Regions from separate parts of the Homo sapiens genome. Here region 1 is linked to region 2. A link is an interaction called in ENCODE POLR2A ChIA-PET data of the cell type or tissue named here. Cell type or tissue: MCF 10A. All regions are shown on one strand. Each heading gives the region's core, and the rest is flanking DNA. Links, peaks and the distances in the headings are about the cores only. Region 1 overlaps LEPR (leptin receptor). Region 2 overlaps JAK1 (Janus kinase 1).

What was found. Peaks named below come from ENCODE experiments on the same cell type or tissue, not always from the same donor. Only the 100,000 strongest peaks of a DNase experiment are listed, where the experiment ranks them.
Region 1: POLR2A ChIA-PET joins it to region 2 with 5 read pairs; 2 of 35 experiments call an interaction of 5 or more read pairs at or near these places.

Annotation. Positions count from the first base shown.
Region 1 is chr1:65,438,053-65,445,504 of GRCh38, forward strand. The region is part of intron 2 of LEPR (leptin receptor); the gene reads left to right. Among named protein-coding and RNA genes, the nearest start is that of LEPROT, 21 kb to the left of the region's middle. RefSeq lists a silencer at 2,474-2,768. In MCF 10A, for the core only: no CTCF peak of the experiment used is centred there; no DNase peak of the experiment used is centred there.
Region 2 is chr1:64,929,362-64,937,376 of GRCh38, forward strand. All of the region lies in intron 1 of JAK1 (Janus kinase 1), which reads right to left. Among named protein-coding and RNA genes, the nearest start is that of JAK1, 33 kb to the right of the region's middle. RefSeq lists a silencer at 4,429-4,478 and an enhancer at 4,945-5,239. In MCF 10A, for the core only: no CTCF peak of the experiment used is centred there; DNase peaks (open chromatin) are centred at 4,110 and 5,080.

The DNA of each region.
Region 1 (7,452 bases), core at 1-2,500, 500 kb after region 2:
TGCCTGTCTCAGCCTCCCAAAATGCTGGGATTACTGGTATGGGCCATGGCTCCTAGCCGCCTTTTTTTTTTTTTTTTTTTTTCAAAAAATATTCCAACTGAGGTTTGGCATTTATTGCTTGAGAAATAAATAATATAAATAAAATAGCTTGATTTAGGAAATGAAGTTGTGCTAGCTGGAACACTGGCCAGGTTATGGCCACGATAAAGAAGAGACCAGCCGGGCACGGTGGCTCACGCCTGTAATCCCAGCACTTTGGGAGGCCGAGGTGGGCAGATTACGAGGTCAAGAGATCAAGACCATCCTGACCAACATGGTGAAACCCCGTCTCTACTAAAAATACAACAGTTAGCAGGGCGTGGTGGCTCACGCGTGTAGTCCCAGCTACTCAGGAGGATGAGGCAGGAGAACTGCTTGAACCTGGTAGGCGGAGGTTGCAGTGAGCCAAGATTGCACCACTGCACTCCAACCTGGCGACAGAGCGAGACTCTGTCTCAAAAAAAAAAAAAAAAAAAAAAAAGACAGTTGAGCTAGAGAGTAAATAAAGTGGCCCCTAATACAGTGGGTATAGATTCATGAAGTGGCAGTAGCTGAACTGTAGCTACTGTTAACTTTGAGGACTAATTAAGACAATGTCAGGAAAATTTTCTTTTTCTTTTTTCTTTTTTTCTACTCTGTGTTTCTTCATTATCTGAATTTATCCTCATGCAGGTTGGAAACTGCTGAAAGCAGTCCATTTTTATGAGCTCTTTTATTCTAAGCCAAATCAGTCAGATTACAAACCCCATTGTATTTTAGATAACCCAAGTGATTATTCAGGTGCTCAAAAGCTTTTAGAGAACTGCTAAACCTCATGTACTTCTGGGCAGTATCAGCAATTAAAAGAGTTTAATTTTCTAGGTGAAACTGATTCTGGTTTGGATTTCTTTATTTGGACTGAGAGATATTTTAACCAGGTTAAAATATTGGTGCAAAGCCATCTCTGATGAGACTTAAAATCATAAAGCTACTTCCCCATGCAGTTCTTGTCACCATTTCAGGGTACTGCTGGGCAATAGGACATGAGTTCCCATTGCTTGTGGGATCTTCAGATGTATATCCCTCCAGTGAATTGGACTCAGTATTGTTGAGACATCAATTTTCCGCAACATGATTTATAGATTGAAAGCAATCACAGTAAAAATCCCGGTAAGATTTTTAGGAGAAATTAATATATTCCCTGATTTCTAACTTATTACAAAGTTATACATTAGACAATGCGATATTGGAGAAAGGACACCCATATAAATCAATTGAATAGAATCAATAATTCAGAAATAGACCCAAAAATATATGGTCAAATGATTTTTGATGTTAAGGAAAAAATAAAAACATTTTAAGCTGAGGAGATACAGGACAAATTATTTGCCCTCATGGAGCTTACCTTCAAATGGGCAAGACAAATAATTTTTAAAGTAAAAAATAATTCAATAGTGAAATTTGGGCTGGGTGCAATGGCTCATGCCTGTAATCCCAGCACTTTGGAAGGCTGAGGCAGGTGGATCATCTGAGGTCAGGAGTTCAAGACCAGCCTGGCCAACCTGGTGAAACCCTGTCTCTACTAAAAATACAAAAAATTAGCTGGGTGTGGTGGCAGATGCCTGTAATCCCAGCTACTCAGGAGGCTGAGGCAGGAGAATCACTTGAACCCAGGAATCACTTGAAGGCAGAGGTTGCAGTGAGCCGAGATCATGCCATTGCACTCCAGCCTGGGCAACAAGAGTGAAACTCCATCTCAAAAAAAAAAAAAAAAAAAAGCTGGGCGCAGTGGCGTGTGCCTGTAATCCCAGCTCCTAGCTACTCAGGAGGCTGAGGCAGGAGACTAACTTGAACCCGGAGGCGGAGGTTGCAGTGAGCCAAGATCGCACCACTGCACTCCAGCCTGGGCGAGGAAGAGAGATTCTGTCTCAAAAAAAAAAAAAAAAAAAAAAAAGAAAAAGAAAATTGACAGTAGTGAATGCTATGAAGAAATAAATCAGGATAAAGGCATAGAGAATGACTTACAGTGGTGCTATTTAAATAGGGTGGATAGAGACGATTGGTGGCTGAATAGAGCTATTGAATAATGAGAAGGAATCAACACGATGGGACCTATTTTTAGGTCTACTCTTTCGATTCTTTTTAATTTTAGGTCTACTCTTTCACTTATTCTTTCAAGAAATATTTGTTGAGCACCTATTATGTGCTCAACATAATTATATTATTCTAGGTGCTGGAGATAGAACAGTAAATAAAACAGACAAAACCCCCAGCCCCCATGGTGCTTACTTTTTTTTTTTTTGGTAGGGAAGCAAAAAATAAACTTCACAAATAAGTCAAATGGATGGTATGTTAGTGGAAATGCTAAGGCAAAAAAAGGAAGAAAGGGATGTAGAATATGTGTGAGTGTGCGTGTGGGCGTGAACGGGTGACGGTGGCTTCTGTTTAAGATACAGTGCCCAAGAAAGGCTTACCTAGAAGATGACGTTTGAAGGAAGTAGAGGCAGTTATGGAGGCGGCAATGGGCAAGATGGTTCAAAAAGAGGGATAAGCAAGTGCAGCGGCCCTGAGCTGGAGCGTACCTGTGAGCTGGCATGAAGCCTTCAGGGAGAGTGGAGGGAGATAAGATAATGTGTGTGTAGGGGTGGATGGATCCTATGGGGCCCAGCAGGTCATTGTAAGGCGTCGGCATTCATTTAGAGATGAGACGCCACTAGAGATATGAGCAGGAGTGGCCTGATTATGTTTTATTCGGATTGCTCTAGCTGTGTTTTAATTAAAACTATTTTATAAAGAGAGGAAAAAACAATTTTGCTTTTCCAAATCAATCATGTTTATGTCTTTGAAAGAGGAGAACAACAAATCACAGAAAACATAAATAAATGCATTTTGTTCAGGGACAGATGGCTGAAGCAACGAGAGTGAATCACAGAGTCACAGAATCACAGTTATGTGCAAAGCACTCAGGAAATAGCTTGGTCCCTAATTAATCATTCCATGTTGTTAAACTCTGTGGAGATAAATTTAGCCAGCAGTAGGTAGAATGAGATGAATTCTCATGAAAACATGTTTTCAATGAAGTTGGCAAAGAATGCTGTGTAAACCCCAAATAGCTGAAACTATGTCCTAATAGCATTGAGCTTGGTGTGCCACATCCTTAGCAATAACCACTTGAGTGTCTGTCCCTGGGGCCTGCAGATGAGGATGTTAACATCTGATTTAGCAGAAGGGGTGGGGAGAGTGATGGGGGACAAGGGAGAGAGTCCTGAAACATACAGGTGGTGACCCTAGGAGCTGACTTTGGTGCCATTTAGGCATATTTGCTTTCAGGACTCACACTTCCTTAGGTTTAAGCTATCAATAAAAGGAAAGTGGTTTCTAAGTCCTAGCCTTTGGACTGTATTCCTTTAATTCATATAGTGGAGCAGGGGGAAAGTTATCATTTTAATGGCTGGTAGCACAATTCCGAGAAGAAAACTTTTTTGTTTATTTAATCTTAGATAAGCCATTTGAGTGTTAAGAGCTATGGCCCACGACAGGGAAGGGATTTGAAATGTTTTAGATAATAAAGTGAGGAGAATTTGGGATTTGCATCAGAATGACGAAGGGGAAGTGGGGGAGGGGTGATACACTAACACCAGTGGAGAAGAAATCCAGGGAAAAGGTGACAGAAATCCTGGCCACTGAAGGGCTGGAGCCTGAGGCTAAAACAGTGCCAGGGAGACCCTCTGGGGTGACAGCCTAAGAATTTTTGATAACAAGGATATTGGCAGAGCAGTGGTGAAACCCTCTCCCCTTTTCCCATTGCTTCTCCCTCCTTTGCCCCAGATTCCCACTCAAAGCCTGTGATACATACTGTTGTTCACTGTGGTGTTCAGGTATACTGAGGGGTAGGAGAGTGAAGAAAAGGAGAATGGTTTGCAAGTGGGGTTAATGTGGGCTGAGAGAGAAGAGGACAGCAAAGAGGCGTGAGACACAGGGTAAAGAAAGCATTCAGAGTAAAATGGACCAAGAGGTGAGTAGGAGAATAAGTTACCCCAAATGCCTCAGAAATATTTGTTGGGAGGACTCTGCTATATGAGACTTAAGCCCTTTTTAAAAAAATAAAATAAAATGAAAAGGTGATTCCCAAAAGGTTGGTGCCTTATGAGGCTTCATCTGCATAGGATCCCTGGTTTCACAACTCCTTATCTTGACCAGACTTTCTATTGATTCCAGGTCTTTAGACAATAACTTAATTCTTTCAACCAACTGTCAATCAGAAAATCTTTGAATCCACCTATGACCTATGACCCCTCCCCTACTCCACCCCACTGATTTGAGTTTGTCCTGCCTTTTCCAACTAAACTAGTATATATCCCACATGTATTGATTAATATCTTTTGTCTCCCTAAATGTATAAAAACCAAGCTATAACCCAACCACCTTGGGCACATGTTCTCAGGATCTCTTGAGACTGTACCTTGGGCCTTGGTCATTTATATTTGACTCAGAATAAACCTCTTTAAATATTTTACAGAGTCTGACTCTTTTCATCAACAGCTGGAATATTTGTTTCTTGATCTAATGATGATTACACAGCAGTTTTAAGTTTGTGCAAGTTTATTTGGTTTTATACTTACAATATATACACTCAATAAAATATGATATACCTCAATAAAAATAAAGCAATGCCTTCCCTGCCTCCAAAAACAAAACCAACCTGGGAATACAAAGATCAAATAACAGTGCCTGCAGAAGCTTAGAAAATCGGCACAGATGTGACATTTGACTCAGTTCAGCACACATTATGGAGGGTTACTATACAAGGGAGACTGCACACAGAGACCATACTCAGGAGCCTGAGGATCCTGAATCACTGACCTAGAGGGAAGAAGTACCAGCCCCTATCTTGAGGACCTCATATTACAAGGCAGTAATAGACATGCAAAAATTAATAGCAACAGTCTGATTCTGGCAATTGGCTGATATGCCAACTCTTACCACTTTTCAACATTGTGCTAGATATGTAAGTGGCAGAAAGACTGAAAAGGAATAAACAGATTATTATTTGCATTCTATGCTCTTATTTACTTAGAAAATCCAGGAGAATCTATACACTATTAGAAAAAAATTACACTTATAAAACTTACTAGATAAAAGATCAGTATCAAAAAAATCAATTGCTTTCCTAAACACCAGTACTAACTAATTAGAAAATGCACTGGGCACAGTGGCTTAAGCCAATAATCCCAGCATTTTGGGAGGCTGAGGTGGGAGGATCACTTGAGCCCAGGAGTTCGAGACCTGCCTGAGCAACATAGCAAGACCCTGTCTCTGAAAATGCAATTTTCCAAATTTTCAATAGGAACAATTACATAAATGATTATAATATATATATATAATTTTATATATACACATCTATATCTGATGTTATAAAGATGTGCAATACTTGGAGAAAAATTTCAAAAATTTTTTGCTGGGTATATAAGCTCTAAATATATAAAAAGATATACTATATTTAAATACTAAGGGATAAAGTATTAAGCATTCAATGAATACTGGAAAAATGATTGGATGAGTTCATATTGGACAGAGCCACATCTCGGTCTTCTTTTGGAATCCTTTCTTCATATAGTACCTAGAATAGTGCCTGACACTGTGGGAAACCAAAATATGTCACCTCAAAATATACTTCTTTGGCGTATTTTCAGTTGGTTATTCAGAGAAGTAGCAGACAGGAATAGTTCTGAAAAGCTGTTCTTTTGGGGGTAGATTTGCATCTGTAGAGGAAATCTGCATTGGTGAGGTAAAGAACAGACACAGAGGCTTTCTCTGAGGTCCACCTATCTGGATCAGGAAAAAGGAACTCAATAAGAAAAGGAGACTAAAGACCTGATACTTTTTTTTTTTTTTTTTTTTTATACTCTAAGTTTTAGGGTACATGTGCACATTGTGCAGGTTAGTTACATATGTATACATGTGCCATGCTGGTGCGCTGCACCCACTAATGTGTCATCTAGCATTAGGTATATCTCCCAATGCTATCCCTCCCCCCTCCCCCGACCCCACCACAGTCCCCAGAGTGTGATATTCCCCTTCCTGTGTCCATGTGATCTCATTGTTCAATTCCCACCTATGAGTGAGAATATGCGGTGTTAAGACCTGATACTTTTAAAGTTTGGACAGTGAAACTTTTGCTGCATCTCTTCCTTCTGAGGGCTGCTCCCAGAGAGACTTCATCTGCATCACAAGACAGCCTTTGCTCACCATGCCTTTCCTCCCCACACCCTCTCATAATGTGTTGCTACCTCCCTGCAGGAGCCTTTAGGACCCTATTTCTTTCTGTAGCTTAAAATGCTATTGAAGCTTCAACTATCTGGCCCTTCTTTGATTCTTCGAGTCTCGTAGTTTGTGTGGCTCCTGTGCACATGTGCATGTGATAAATGTGTATACTTTGTCTCCCATGAATCTGGCTATTGTCAGTTTCTTTTATAGACTCAGATTAACAAACTTTCAGAAGGGTGGAGGCGGGCGGGGGGTGGGGTGGGGAGGGAAATCCCTTTGCTCCTACAGCAAAGTAGTAGGGACTCAAAAAATATCGAAGAGAAGAAAACAAAGGAGAGGAAAGGAGGAAGGGATGAATAACTTTATTTAAATGAGAAAAGTGGCACTGAGTTAAAAATTATTAAATATTTTGAATTCTTTATGTTATTACAATTTTTACTTTTGCTAACATCCTCTTGCTTTATTGTTGTAATAATGTGTGCTCATATAGTCATTAAGAGTTTACAAAACTGTGTCAATTAGGTCCATATAACAATGAAAAAGCAGCAGCATCACTGGAAAATCTCGAGGCTCTTCAAGGTTAAGGGGCTTGCCTTAGATGACAAATAACCTGACTGTTACTCAGACCCAAGTTTTTTGACTTCAAGGGCAGCGACTTTGTACTCTACAGATGCCAATCTAAATGGGCTGCAAGCTAGATGTGTAGGCTATGGATTGCCATCCTAATTGGGACACTTTTGAGAGCAGAAGTAGGTGTTATCCATTATGTTGGGACAATAGGTGTAAATTGGTACCATCTTGGGTACATCCAAGGTACAGTTTACCTTATCTATGGCTGAAAACTGAGTTTAAATTAATTCTTCTTACGGGCAGCACAAGTCAAAAAGCCCTTTGCCAAGCTGCACAGATTGTAAATGCTGCTCCTGGCTGTGTTCAATGTATATTTGGACAAAGTCAATAATAAATAAATAAAGGTCAACTATGAATTAAGGTAGGTTTGTTAGTTTGTTTTTTGGTAAAAGGAATGTCACTTGCTTAGAGAGGTTAATATACTGCATGTGGGGCAAAGTTGCTGGTAAGTATCATTCTTCCTTCTGTCCTTCGAACCCCAAATGACACATCTTGTTCACGTATCCACTATGGTGTAAGACATCACTGGGTGCTGGC
Region 2 (8,015 bases), core at 3,733-6,232:
CAATTTAATTAAAGAGTATCCTGAAATTGCAAGGTATTAGCAAACTATTCTTATCTGCAATTACTTATCCATGCAAATCAGACTTTTCTATACTGCAAACAAAATTAAATCCAGATGGAACCTGGGTAATGAAACTGGCATTTGACTGGGACTGCCACTCAGAACCCAAGTTAAAATTCAGTGCTCACTACAGCAGCTTCATTGTTCTCTTGACTTTACCATAAGTAAATGGATGATTCTTGTAAGTTATGATACCTACAAGTCTGAACATATAAAATTAATCTCTTGTAAATCCATTTATTTAGGGTAAGTAAATGGATGATTCTTATAAGTTATGATACCTACAAGTCTGAACTTATAAGATTAATCTCTTGCAAAAAGAACAAAGCTGGAGGCATCACACTACCTGACTTCAAACTATACTACAAGGCTACAGTAACCAAAACGGCATGGTACTATTACCAAAACAGACATATAGACAAGTGGAACAGAACAAAGGCCTCAGAAATAACACCACACATCTACAACCATCTGATCTTTGACGAATCTGACCTAAACAAGCAATGGGGAAAGGATTCCCTATTTAATAAATGGTGTTGGGAAAACTGGCTAGCCATATGCAGAAAACTGAAACTGGACACCTTCCTTACACCTTATACAAAAATTAACTCAAGACGGATTAAAGACTTAAACGTTAAGACCTAAAACCATAATCAGGACACAGGCATGGGCAAAGACTTCATGATTATAACACCAAAAGCAATGGCAACAAAAGCCAAAATTGACAAATGGGATCTAATTAAACTAAAGAGCTTCTGCACGGCAAAAGAAACTATCATCAGAGTGAAGAGGCAATCTACAGAATGGGAGAAAAATTTTGCAATCTATCCATCTGACAAAGGGCTAATATCCAGAATCTACAAAAAACTTAAACAAATTTATAAGGAAAAAACAACCCCATCAAACAGCGGGCAAAGGAAATGAACAGACATTTCTCAAAAGAAGACATTTATGTGGCCAACAAACATAGGGGAAAAAAGCTCATCATCACTGTTCATTAGAGAAACGCAAATCAAAACCACGATGAGATACCATCTCATGCCAGTCAGAATGGCGATCATTAAAAAGTCAGGAAACAACAGATGCTGGAAAGGATGTGAGAAATAGGAACACTTTATGCTGTTGGTGGGAGTATAAATTAGTTCAACCATTGTGGAAGACAGTGTGGCAATTCCTCAAGGATCTAGAACTAGAAATACCATTTGACCCAGCAATCCCATTACTGGGTATATACCCAAATGATTATAAATCATTCTACTATAAAGACACATGCACATATATGTTTATTGCAGCACTGTTCACCATAGCAAATACTTGGATCCAACCCAAATGCCCATCAATGATAGACTGGATATAGAAAATGTGGCACATATACACCATGGAATACTATGCAGCCATAAAAAAGGATGAGTTCATGTCTTTTGCAGGGACATGGATGAAGCTGGAAATCATCATTCTCAGCAAACTAACACAGGAACCAAAAACCAAACACCACATGTTCTCACTCATAAGTGGGAGTTGAACAATGAGAACACATGGATGCAGGGAGGGGAACATCACACACCAGGGCCAGTCAGGGGGTGGGGGACTAGGGGTGGGATGGCATTAGGAGAAATACCTAATGTAGATGACAGGTTGATGGGTGCAGCAAACCACCATGGCACGTGTATACCTATGTAACAAACCTGCACGTTCTGCACATGTATCCCAGAACTTAATGTATAATAAAAAAAATAAACTCTTTAGTACACTGAGATTCCACATCGGACTTGATATGAAATAGGGTTCCTTGATTTTCAAAGAGTCAAAACCACCATGCTGGATTCCCTCAAAGTCCTCTTCACGTTCTAATATTCAGAGGAAGCAAATTCTAAGTACACCTGGATTACCTGCTCATCCTTGTTCAACCGCACTCCATGCAGACTACAACTCCCATAAGAAGGGAGGGCCATTCCCATCGAAAGTAAGGTTTCATCTACCATGGGCAGGTGGTAGCTGTCCACGCCGGGTGTCACTCATCCAAGTCCCCACCTCCCCCAGCAACAGGGTGAAAACATTCAGCCCTCCCCAACCATGGCAGTAGGACACCCAGCATGGTGGGTGTCCTACCATGGTGGCACAAGGCTGAGTGGTTGTATCCTAGGCAATTACTACGCTCCAGGGGCATCATCCCTAGGAGCTCAGACCAGCATTCAGAGGCCTCAACCTTTGGGGTAAAGGAGGCAATCCTTTTGTGTACAGGCTACTCCCTCTCTCCTACTCTCCCATCTCTGCCTATCAAAACTCTGTTCTTTAATGGTAAATTGTTACAAAATTACAAACTATCGGGAGGCACTCTGGTAAGGGAATAAAAAGAGCCAAAAAATAGGAACCCATGTGACTCTCAGAAATGTATCCTAAGAATACATAATGTACACACACAGAGATCTAGCTATACAGCTATTAATCCTATTAATGGAAGTGTTGTTCATAACAGCAAAAAACTGCAAGAAACCTAAATGTATTTTTTAAATGGATTTTGGCTCTAAAAAAGGAGGGGGGGGGATATTCAATCAACAAAGTGCCCACAATATCTTTAACAATAATAATACCTACACTTTAGACTACTTACCATATAACTGGATCCTCTGATCAGGTTCTTTACATCTCATTTAACGCTCATACCAACACTGTGAGGTAGACATCATGGCACTTTATAAATAAGAAATCTGGGCCAGGTGTGGTTGCTCACGCCTGTAATCCCAGAACGTTGGGGGGCCGAGGTGGGGGGATCACGAGTTCAGGAGATTGAGACCAGCCTGGCCAACATGGCGAAACCCTGTCTCTACTAAAATTACAAAAATTAGCTGGGTGTGGTGGCACATGCCTGTAATCCCAGCTACTTGGGAGGCTGAGGCAGGAGAATCGCTTGAACCAGGGAGTCGGATGTTGCAGTGAGCCGAGATCGCGCCACTGTACTACAGCCTGGCGACAGAGCGAGACTCTGTCTCAAAAAAATAATTAAATAAATAAATAAGAAATCTGAGATTCATAAAAGCAGTAATTAACCAAAGGTAATCTAGCTAATAAGTGTCGAGGTTGGGTTCAAACCTAACTCACTCACTCACTCTTGCATCCAACAAACGTTTATTAAGCATTTACTAGTGTCAGCATGGTGCTACATCCTGCTTTGTTGCTGGGGCTTTAATTTTCATTTTGAAATAATTTTAGATTTACTCAAGACCTGCAAAGATAGTACACAGAATTCCCATATACTTTCACTCAGCTACTCCTAACACTAACGCTATGGTTTGTTTTTTTTTATTGACAAACTGCAATAATCATCCATTCCACCATCAAATAATTGAGAGGGCACTAGACAGTCCCAGCTGGCACCTGCCTCTGCCTGGGACTGCCCACAATCTCTGTTCCCCACTGACATCTGACTCTGCACTGCCCTCCCAACTCCACCATCCCAAAGGTAAGACAAGGGAATTAAGAAAATTACCACAAATCAAAGGTTTTTTCTCCCAGTTAGAATTAAGCCACTGCTAACGGGAAGTAAAGCCATGGAAAGAATTATACTTTTAAAACAAGTACAGAACCTCCGAGAAATCTCAAATAGAAAAGAACAGTAACAATGAGAAAAAATAATAAATATAATTAAACACTACACCAGTGGTAGCTATACGTGCCAGGCATCATGCCAAATGTTTTATATTCATTGAATCCTGAACATCCCATAAGGTGGGTACCACTGTTATCCCCATTTACAGATGAGCAAAACAAGGTACAAAGAAGTTAGGTTTTACTCGAAGTTCCACAGCTCAAAAACACTTCCCTTTCCAGGGAAGAAAAAAGAACACAAGGCTCCTACCCCCGTTTTGAACTTCTAAGCTATTTTTAACAACAATGGCCACCATCCAGACATCAGATGTGACCAATCTCCAGCTCAGCGAAACTATTCATGAGTGTAGCATTTTTCAGCCCTTGAGTAGTCTCTGCCTAAGTGACGTATCCCTGTTGTACATGTTTCCAAGGGAAGTGACAAAATTTCTGAGGGACTTGCACAACACTGCCAAAAAGCAGGATTCCAAAAGGCCTTTCACGCATGTTTTCACAATGCCCCAATACTACCTGCCTCTCGTCTGCACCATCCCCTCAGCAATCTCTGCCATGGGCTGACGCCTGCTCTTCAACAGAAGTTATTCAAATGACACATCGTATGCCCTTCTCATGCTGTACTACACTGACTGTCTCTACAAAATTGTGGTGCCAGAATTCACTTCAAAGGATCTGCATGTCTCTGACTACATGACAAAGATGTAGCGTATAAAAAGGGAACTGTCTATTTCTGGCACCACAAAATGCAATCTATTTGCCTCACCAAGCACGCCGCTGCTCTAAAGAAAGTTTTTGCTTTCAAAGAATCCTGGGTTTGCCTTTAAATTCACACTGTTTCATACTGAAGTGACTAACTTTGAATCATTCAAAATCGCTGTGGTCCTTAGAATTTTCAGGCACTACGGAATATACTACATAAATATGAGCATTCTCAAGCAATACACACTAAAAGACATACAGCCAATGGCCTAACCCAGGTCCACCTCTGGAATTTGGGAGCTGACAGAAAGTGACCCAGAACCACTAGAAGCACAAAGCAGAAGGAAAGATAAGTGCTGACCAAAATGCAGGAGGGGACAGGGTATCTTAGGAAGCTGGAAAACATGGAGAGATGTAAAGGACCAAAAGCAACTCCTGTTCCTGGTCACCAATTGGGATCAGTGGAAAAGAGTTTCAGTGGAATCCCAGGAGACATCTCTCAAATGACCTCCGGCTCCAGTCCTGGGAAACTTGCTCAACAAATGATGCAATAAATAACACAAAGGCAAAACATATGAAGCTGCTTTTTATTTTTAAGGCTGTAAGAACCTCTTGTCACAGCTCTGAGAAGGGGAGACTGAAGGCTGGAGGCAGCCACACCAAGGAACCAGGCAGTGAAGAGCAGGGTCGTTTCCTAACTGGGAGACGTGGCATCACTGCAAGCAGAGGTTGTCGTGACTCATCAGGATGAATCCACAGAGCAGTAAAGAAAAACAACAGTGAAGGAAGAGCTTGGCAGCCATTACGAAATGAGAGGGGCGAGAAGCTCGGGTTGTGGACCCACAAGAGTGCCCCCTCAACCTTGACTGTTCCCAAGGCTCTGTCTGCCTGCATTCTTTGAAAACCTTCCATCTACTGGACCTACAGAGTTCTGGTTCATCCTCTCAAAGTCCAGGTCAGATGCCTCATCTTTCCGGTGAAGTCCTGTGGACTCCAAACGTAGTCACTCTCTTCTCTGTGCTGCCACAGTACTTTGTTAAACACATTAATTACAACCTTAGCTTACATTGTATTGTAAATGTCACCCACCAGACTATCCTGGGGGCTATGATTATATTTTACTCATTTGTATTTCTCACAGTCAGTGCCTAGAACATAGTAAGTGCTCATCAGATGAATGATGAGGGTCCACTAGTAGGACCCTCCAGAGTTCCTAAGGCCACAGCAGTTTTCAGGAAGATTCATAATCAACTTATCAAACCAATTTACTTGAGGACCAATCTATTTCTGGCTGTGGGGATATGCACCACTACTCTCCCTGCTCCCTCTGAAATAGGAATGAGGAAGCTTCTCCCTTGATTCCATTCTAGCCATGGGAACAAGAACGCAGATGCATCAGACATCCTTGGGGATGACCCTGCCAAACAAATTATATTCCAATCTCACATCCACCAGACCAAAACCTAAACTAGGTCAAAATCATTCATTCATACTGAGAGGGTATTAAAAGAAATATTTCTGACCCTTTCCCTCCTCTACCCATCAGCAGATGAAATGAGAAAGACCAGTCATAACTCTTTTTTTTGTTTGTTTGAGACAGAGTTTCACTCTTGTTGCCCAGGCTAGAGTGCAATGGCGTGATCAGGGCTCACTGCAACCTCCGCCTCCCGGGTTCAAGCGATTCTCCTGCCTCAGCCTCCTGAGTAGCTGGGATTACAGGCGTGTGCCACCACGCCCAGCTAATTTTTGTATTTTTTAGTAGAGATGGGGTTTCGCCATGTTGGTCAGGCTGGTCTCGAACTCTCCTGACCTCGTGATCTGCCTGCCTCGGCCTCCCAAAGTGCTGAGATTACAGGCGTGAGCCACCGCACCCAGCCCATAATTCATCTTTAAACCAACTCTCCAACAACCTGTCCTCTTTCCTCCTACTCAGACTGAATGAGAAGTCTGGTCTTGGCAGTCCCTTGATGTTTATCCAGCCTTTCCTGCTGTGACAGAATACTTGATGTGCTACCACAGAACTGCTTGCAACGCTGACGGGTCATCTCTGATGCTAAGGGAGAAGAAAAGGGAAAGTCCCTGGAGAGCCACCATATTGAGTCTTTACAATTTCATCTAGTGGACTGTGGAGCCATAAATGGTGCACAATAAATCCAGGAATGCTGGAGGGCGAACTGACAGGATCCAGTAGGAACATCTTAGAACAGACCGGTGTGTGTCTCAACACCTAGGACAGCTGCCCCACAAACAGACGGTCCAGGGACACACCCTTGCCCCTCCCCATTTCACAAAGCTCCCATGGGGCCTTGTCTCCCAGCCTCTAGCCTTACTCCAGTGTCAATATGGGATCCGGCAGGAAGAGGCCAATGTGCAATTACTAAATAAAACTCCTTCATTGACTGAGTTGCCTCCTCTCCTTCCAGGCTCAAGATCAAAGATTAAGCAACAGAGGAGAGGTGGAAGTTTATCAGAGAATCAGGATTTCAAGGTTGGAATGGACTCTACAAAACATTCACCCTCCTCCTCCATGGCAATAACTATCCATACTTTCATTATTAGGCCAAATAAGCCTCTACATTTACCCTCAACTCCACAGGCCCATGGATGGACTCTAAGAGTATTTGGTATTTAAGATAAAAATACAAATTTGACACAGTGCACCCTCCAATGCAAGGTAGGAATTGGTGGGCACCTTGAAAGAAGTATCCTTGTTAAACCTCTAAGACTCTTGTATTGTGGAAGAATTAATTCATTCTTGGGGAAATCCAGTTATTTCTCCCATGAAGACAAAGAGAGGTACCTTATGTCACTCACCCATCACCTGTCTAGACACCCAGGACTTTCACAAGTATGACTGGAGAGGTGAGGCCAAACACAAGAGCTGAGAAACAGCACAGCCCTGTGACCAGTAGCCAGGGTGTAAGCCCAGCTCCACCACTTACTAGCTCTGTGATCCTAAAAAGCAGGAAAACACTAGGACCTACCTACCTCATTTGCTTGTAAAAAGATTAAGTTAGTTAATCTACTTAGAACACCATAAGTGCTATATTTCTTCCATAAATGAAGAGGCTAAGCCAACGTTTCTTTGAAACATGGTATCCCACGTTGGTGAGAATTTCCAATGTGACAGCAGAAAACAGTAGGTTGTACCATATGAAACTGCCAATATTTGACCATTTTTATGTACAAAAATGGCAATTTTATATTAATAAATCAAATATATGTGAAAAAGAATACAAAGCAGTGCATTTACAATCATCCTAAATGCCTAAAGCTTAGGCCTTTTACAGAAAATATTTCAAATGACTGTTTAAAAAAAAAAAAAAAAGGATCAACTATTTGTATGGGGCTAATCCTCCCCACCCCCAGTTTGGTCTACAGGACCTCATGTAGATTGAGCAACTTTGGCTATTTGGGTAGCTGATCCACTGCCAAGCTGGCTCCCAGCTACCACCTGTTACTTTGACAACTCTAGCTTCAGGGCTACCAGGACCATTTGCAAAACTTACACCCACAGAAAACTCAAAGTCTCCAGAGGCATAAGCTCCAACCCCCAGAGAGCTCCACAGCATTCTTCTCCTTCTAGTAGTACTTTTGGTTTCCAGGAAAATCATCTCATGCTCGGGCCACAGTCACAGTCCTGACCAGCACCA